Linked DNA regions of Homo sapiens: region 1 is linked to region 2. A link is a contact called in ENCODE Hi-C or POLR2A ChIA-PET data. All regions are on one chromosome and are shown on one strand. Each heading gives the region's core, a stretch centred on a gene start or an enhancer-like site at or near the end of the contact. The rest is flanking DNA. Distances are from core to core; before and after follow the strand shown.

Region 1 (3,754 bases), core at 718-3,217, 260 kb before region 2:
TGCTCTTTTCACGTAACTCATTTGAAAGGTTACAATTACCATAAACATTTTAACTCCATTAAAGATCATTGGCAAAAGCTTGCTTTCGTATCTGCAAAAGGGCTCTGCCTTTCCACAGGCTCGGAGGGAAAGCAGCACACCGTGGAAGAGTCACTCGTCCTGGGGAAGCAGGCATCAGACTATTTGAAGTTGCATAGGCATTTTTTTTTTAATCCATTTTGTAAAAGATACTATGGAACCTTGAGAATTTTCCCTCCTTCAATAGTCATTGTGGCATCAGTTGTTTTAATCCCTTTAGCGCCCAAATGTGCAAAAACACTCTAGTAAAAAACGTTACAATGGCGTTTTGGATAAATTCACTATACATTACATGACTTGGGAACAACGAAGAAAAAAGCCCAAGCTTGACTCAACTATTTCATATAGAAAAGCACTGCAGGAGAAAACTTTGTTTAAAAACATTAAAACTCAGGTGAATATAAATACATTTTTGGTTCATCTGTGCTATGTCCATATAGAAATCCCGTCAGATATTCAGTCTACCGGGTAATTCAGTTGGATTTCGTGTCTGACTGAATCAGTAGAAGAATATACACTTGCATATACTTACACAGATATGCATTTACATATACAATTCAGACCATGAAAATTTGTTTTAAATACATTTACTTAAAACATGTACCTCTAAAAATAAATACACTAGCCTCCATTTAGCTAATTCTCAGAGTTCTTTCACAAACCAATTAGAACAGTTTATCAACAATGGCAGACAATCAATTAGCCGCCCTTTAAATCCATTATCTATCAGTAAACATTTTAAAATTCAGATGTATAACAGAAATAACATCCGCAGAATAGAATGTAGATAGAATTCTCGCTTTGAAAATAAATGTCTTGATTTCCTTGATATTTAGTTCCTACAGATGTCTACACTTTGCCTCTGCATTTATCTAGCAGTGGGAGAGCATTTTCTGGTGACAGCATTCTATTCCATGACATTACCTTCTAATCAAAGAAGTTAGCTGGCATTCCCTTTGCTGTTTTGTTCGAGAGAAGGAACACAACATCGTTTGTATTTGATATCACTCCCATAGATCACAGTGAGTTGTGTGTTTTAACGTAATTTACAATGTGCTGATACCACTGAGGTAAAGCAGAAGTAGCCCTGGCATTTAAAAAAAGAAGTCTCCCAGGAGAACAACACATAAAGGACCTGGTGGTGTATGTCCAAGTTCCATGAAGTAACTCAAAACCACTGCCAGAATGGACACACTGGATATCTGATATCATAGTCGAAACAATACAAACAGATGAAAATACTCAAAATACTTCCTTTAGAAACAATGCAATTCACAAAAATGGAGCTTTACTTTTTTCTTTTACATTTCCAAAAAACTTGTTAAAATGATATAAACCAGACCAAGTTGTTTAATATAGTACAACTTAACAACCCTGTCATTTGTTTTTGAATACAGGGATCTCAGAAATGTAGGAAATCCATGGTAAATGATAGCAAGAATGTTTAATGCCATTGCCTGGATTTTTTAAAAGGAAAATTTGCTACAGTTGTAACACAACTTCTAAAAAATACTGTTTTATGGGCTCACAGTTTCCAGATTGTTAACTTTATAAATTAAATGTGAAGCTACCCATATATAAACAAGGCCTCTTTTTCATTGATTTCCATCTTGTTTAAACCTTTGGATATTTCAATCTTCAGATTCCACAAGGTAAGGCTGAGTTTATCAGATAAATAAGATGTTTAAGTCCACGATGTATTGCAGCACTGAGGAAACGAATGCATCAAGTATTTACAGGCTGGCTACGATAACTTTCTTTTTTTAAAAAAAATTCAAATGTGTATCAACATCAAGCCACAGTCGTTTTTCAATTTCTCTGGCTACAAAAATGGGCAACAGCGTTTTTTCCTCATTCCTCTTTCTTCTTAACCCTCAAGTCACAGGCAGGTCTTAGGTTAAAGGGCGTGGTCTTTTGGGAGGTGGTGGTGGCATGAGCTCCGTGTCAGGGTCCAGATGATGTTTTCGCTTCTGTCCTTGAGAAGCTGCAGTACATCTGTCGATGAACTCAAACAGCATCTCCTTGGTGACAGGGTTTGAGATGCTGTTACACACAGCTGTGGACAAAGGGAGACAGGTCTCATGTGAGGGTTAATTAAGGCAGCTGACTCACCACAGGCTTATGAGAAAGGTTTTCATCCCAATATACTAAATACTTTCCATTTTACCCATTTGAGTGATGTGCTTCACATTGAACTATCTCCTCCCTACCCTACACCCAAAATATGTGCTTGTCTAATGGCTACTCTTTACTGCAGTATTAATTTTAAACCAAAACTTTAAATGTTTGGGCTATAAGCATGTCTTCCCCACGGTTTTCTATCCCTCCCAAACCAGTTTTTATGGGATTTTAATCTAACACAACACATTGCACCATAGTCTGTATTCAACTAAAACTTCTACAGAAAACGTGCACTATAGTCCTTCAATCTTTCTCTCAGAAAGAAGTCTACTCTACGAAACATAAAACATGGCACCAGCCACCATTCCTGTTGAATAGGTGGTTTCATTGTAGCTAGCAGACCATATTATCTTCTCTTATCAAAATTTAGTGCCAGTCCTTTTCATTTTATTTACCTATTTGGTCTTAGAAGAAAAGACATTGGCTTAATCATCCTGACTTTTGAAATTAACTCATCTTGTCTGAACATGGATGCTAGTTCCAATGAGAACTCCTAAATGTACAACAGTAACTTTTAAACTGCAAAGCTGAAATTGGCAATTTCAATATTTTCTCATTAGCTTATCATATCATCATCATCATCCTCCTCATCAACTGCACATTCTAAAAGTAAAGTTTGATTAACCTGTTATCTTGGTTTTTACCTTTTTTCAACTCCACTAAAAATGCAATCCAGAACAACAACTGCTACTGGTAGTGGTATACCTTATAAACTTCAATTAATTTGTGTTGTTCCCCATGAAAGAAACTTACTATTCTGAATTCCCAAAGCATTCATATTGTACCCAAAGAACACTCTGAAGAATAGCATAGCAGATTTTGTCTTTTTAAATGGTTTTCGTTTACTTTGTTCTCCATTGTTTATAAAGCTATTTTAAGAGCTGGAAATTACATTTTCCCCTGATAATTTTGTCTTTTACCATCTGGCAAACAATGGTTTTTATAGTTTTGAATAGATCTGAAATTATCATGGTTTCTGTTGTTGTTGTTGTTCAATAAATTCAACTTGTATACAGCCCAGTATCCTGCCCTTTAAACTTCTCTTTTGGGTGCATGGGCACAAGATCACCAGTTTAGAGAGTAGAACCTACAAGCCAACTGGAGCCAAACAGAATACAGACTTGACGTATCTTTCCCATCAAACAAGGATGAAGTCCAAATGACTATGCCCCATTAAGCAAAACAACAAAGGCAGCACACTTTGGGTCTAACACCTTAATTTTTGTTTTAAATATAATAAGCACTGGTAAGTTGTCATACTCACCCATGGCAGTGTTGTAGGCATTAGGAAAACTTTTGTCTGTTCTCTGTCTCATGAAGACCCAGCTGTTGTTCTCAAATTTGCATTCTATAATTTTGTTGTCATACTGTTTCAGCTCTTTTGTCACCTGTTTTGAAAGAGAATTGAGGAAAATATTTAAATAACTTGAAAGGCTTTTTGCTTCTACTATGTGACAGGCACATTAGGAAATGATAAAAATACCTCAGTAACTCT
Region 2 (3,479 bases), core at 956-3,455:
CGTTTATACCCCACCTCCAGTGCTGCGACAATCCTAAAATTTCCTAAGGCACAAGAAAAACCAGACTAGATTCACAGACAAGAGCAAAAAGTATTCATACAGGCACTACCAAAGACACAAAAAACTAGTTACATTACCTCCTCCAGTTTGTAAATGTCTGAAAACAAAGTGTACATTAACAGTCACTTTAAATAAAAACATGATTTACCCTACCATAGCAAGAAGCTTCTACCTCAAAAACTAGATTTGAATATAATATATTTTACTATCTCCTAAGGTCACTTAAACCTGTTTCCTGATCATCTAAAGTCCAGAAAGTAAGGACTCTAATAACTGGATACAGACACATTCAAATAAATCAATGTATCCATTTATTTATTTTTCTTCAAATCTTCAAAAGCAATAAGGATGGAAGAGAAAATCTTAAGACACATCTTAAAGATTCAAATTGAATAAAGTTGGTTTAACAAATGAGCTGCCATCTATTTAGGGGAAGAGGAAGATTTCTCTTGGTTTTAAGTATTTCCTTATGCTGAAAAATATGACTTTATCGGATTAAAAATTAAAAGTCCACCCTTACTAACTAGGTATGGGACCTTGTAAAAACCACTTGGTCTCTCTAGCTTTGATATCCTCATCTATAACCTGAGAAAACGGAGTCAATTCTTGCTACTTACAATGTGGTCCCTGGACCAATAGCATTAGCATCTCCTGGAAACTTGTCAAAAATGCAGAATCTTGGGCCCCAGCCTAGACTTTCTGAATCAGAATTAGCATTTTAACAAGATTTCCAGGTGATTCACATACACATAGAATTGTGAGAAGCACTAGACTAAATAACCTCAAGCCACCCTTAACACTCAAATTGCAAAAGAAAATAGAAAAGCCAGGGCCAGGCATGGTGGCTCACACCTGTAATCCCAGCACTTTGGGAAGCCAAGGCAGGCAGATTACCTGAGGTCAGGAGTTTGAGACCAGCCCGGCCAACATGGTGAATCCCCATCTCTACTAAAAATACAAAAATTAGCTAGGCATGGTGGCACACACCTGTAGTCTCAGCTACTCAAGAGGCCGAGGCACAAGAATCGCTTGAACCTGGGGGGCAGAGGTTGCAGTGAGCCGAGATCATGGCACTGCACTCTAACCTGGGCAACAGAGAAAGACTCCATCTCAAAAAAGAAAAAGAGAGAGAGAGAATGAAAATGGAAAGCCTGACAGCAGATGTCCAAAAAAAGCAAAAGAATTTTAAAAATTCTTTTAATCTGAAAAAAAAAGTTTTCACTGAAGAATCTGTCCAAAAGTTATATTCAATAGATTTTCTCTTCTTAGCTATAGAAATGTGCTTGTTTTGATCCTAACTAGGATTAAAAAGAGCAAAGAGTACTAGAAGAAGAAGAAAAGAAAAACTAAGTATGATCACAAGTTAATTCTAATCAGTCTTCTAATTTTCACATTTTATATTATGCAACCTTTGAAATTCACTATTGGCTAGACTCATTGAATGAATGCTAAAAGTAAGCTACTTTGAGTAAAATTTTCACTAAGTCCCAAAAAAGGTTCACCTAACAGTCTTTTAATTATACTGAAAATGGGAAATAAAGTGTTGGGAAGGATGACTGGGAGAGAATTACTATAGGGTTTTCCTGTGCCTCCGGCTGGGAAAGCCCCTTAGGCTTAGCTTTCTGTGCCATCACAACCTTTTTCTTCCTCCAGTCACATAAGTAGGTGAAGTGCTTCCTCTTCCACTGCCACAGCAACTATTCCTCAGAGTGTTCATTTCCCTGCCTTCTGTATCACTATGGAAAATAGTCTCTTACCACACTCTTTACCTGATTTCCAAAAAAAAAAAAACAGCTCTTTTAAGGCCTCAAAGGCTATGGGGCTAACCAACTGACTCAGCAAATCAGGTGGTCCTAAACTTCAAGAAGATTGAGATAAAGGATCTCCCATTTTAATAGCCTCCTAAGAACAATTCAAGGAGTGGGAGTTGACATCATAGTCAAAGTTTAAATCAGAAGCTTATGGCTTAGCAATCATTAAAACTCTGACATGCTTCAAAATATAAACAAAGGGTTTATGCAGCCACCAGTGTAACAATTTTCTCATAAGCACCTAACTGCCTTAACTGTAAGAGCTTACAAAGATTGTGGATTTATATCAATTATTAATCAGGTCGGTCCAGCTCAGGCTGTTTCTACCTCATGACTTTCTTCACATTGCTCCCCTCACCCCTGTTACTCATCCTTCACTCATCATCCTCCTAAGAACTCCCACATTATTAGAGTCTATGTCATGTCATTTATATGCAATTATACTTCATATTGTTCATTAGATTTTGACCTATTTTAGGGCATGAACCACATCTTCAATTTTCTTTTCTTAAATACACACAAACTCTTTTTCCTTTTAAAACTTTACTGCCATTGAAATTGACCACATATCAAAATATTGTATTTGGCAGCTCTGAGTGTGTAGTCAAAACAGCAGCCATTTAAAACTTGTCAGAAATTAGGAATTTCCTTTAAAGCAAGCACCATCTTTTTCATACTCTCATGTTATTTCTATAGAACAATGAACATTTTCAGAAAAAAATTTTACTGAAAGGGATTTTAATAATCTACAAGAAACTTGAAATAAATTTACTTTTAACACAGGCATTATACTTTACCATAAATATTTTACTATAAAGATCACCCATTATTTTAAATTTAGAAATGTGCTAATAACACAATTAAGGTATTTTTAAGAAAGAGAATTAAAAACACATGTAGAAGATGTACAACATGATGATGCTTGATTTTATTTAATATTGCTTCATGCACAAAGGAAAAATCTAAATAACAAAACCGTATCTAAGTGCACCAAATGTTTTAAGAGAGTTGTAATTTCTCCATTTACTGGTATCAAACATAAAATTAGATCAAGTTAGGAAAAATTTTAAAGCTCACTGTCATGCAAAAAGTACAGATTGAGATCTGAAACTTCAAGTCATAAGAAGCTTCCTCACAGGAGTTATAGCAGTTTATAAAGGAGAAAGTATTTTGACCTTTTTCGTGACTGGCCATTAGACACTAACATTATTCTAATGCAAGTGGAGCTGTTTATATTTGTCTATAGCTGATTGGTTTAATTTCACTGAATCATGCTGGCAAAGATGTAAACCTCATGCTTTGTGGTTCTTTTATAAGTAGAGATAGTGTTTCAGGGGAATCAGAATGACTTGAGTTTGGGTTACAGGGTTATAGGCAGTTGGCCTTGGGATCTATCTAAACTGTGACCTCCATTTTTATTTTCCTTTTAACACTAGTAAGTAATTCTTAATGAATCAAACTATTAGAAATTAACTGGTTGCTACTAGTCTTTGTTCAAGTTCACATAAAAGTACCAGGAGAAATCCTAGAAGCACCAATTTCAACAGCTAATACTACTGAGACTATAAAAATAAATATATTATGGACTCATAACATTAAGGCAACTAC

Evidence for each region. Hi-C counts contacts between places; a loop is a spot of excess contacts on that map. ChIA-PET counts read pairs that join two places held with the same protein, here RNA polymerase II (POLR2A). Pooled maps may share reads with other maps.
Region 1: a loop to region 2 is called in a map of OCI-LY7, with 3 times the contacts of the local background. The contact joins two enhancer-like sites. A Hi-C loop is called at or near these places in 1 of 168 maps with a recorded cell type or tissue (OCI-LY7), 4 of 37 single-sample maps with no recorded cell type and 3 of 50 pooled maps. POLR2A ChIA-PET finds 5 or more read pairs at or near these places in 1 of 52 experiments (WTC11).

Annotation. Positions count from the first base shown.
Region 1 is chr6:88,610,749-88,614,502 of GRCh38, forward strand. It overlaps RNGTT (RNA guanylyltransferase and 5'-phosphatase), which reads right to left. Exons shown (of 16, transcript NM_003800.5): 15 at 3,524-3,647; 16 at 1-2,134. The coding sequence ends at 1,971. Among named protein-coding and RNA genes, the nearest start is that of RNGTT, 350 kb to the right of the region's middle. Within about 2 kb of position 1,968, at least 2 of the 41 ENCODE cell types and tissues checked have a DNase peak (open chromatin) inside an H3K27ac peak, as active enhancers do.
Region 2 is chr6:88,866,311-88,869,789 of GRCh38, forward strand. All of the region lies in intron 8 of RNGTT (RNA guanylyltransferase and 5'-phosphatase), which reads right to left. Among named protein-coding and RNA genes, the nearest start is that of RNGTT, 96 kb to the right of the region's middle. Within about 2 kb of position 2,206, at least 3 of the 41 ENCODE cell types and tissues checked have a DNase peak (open chromatin) inside an H3K27ac peak, as active enhancers do.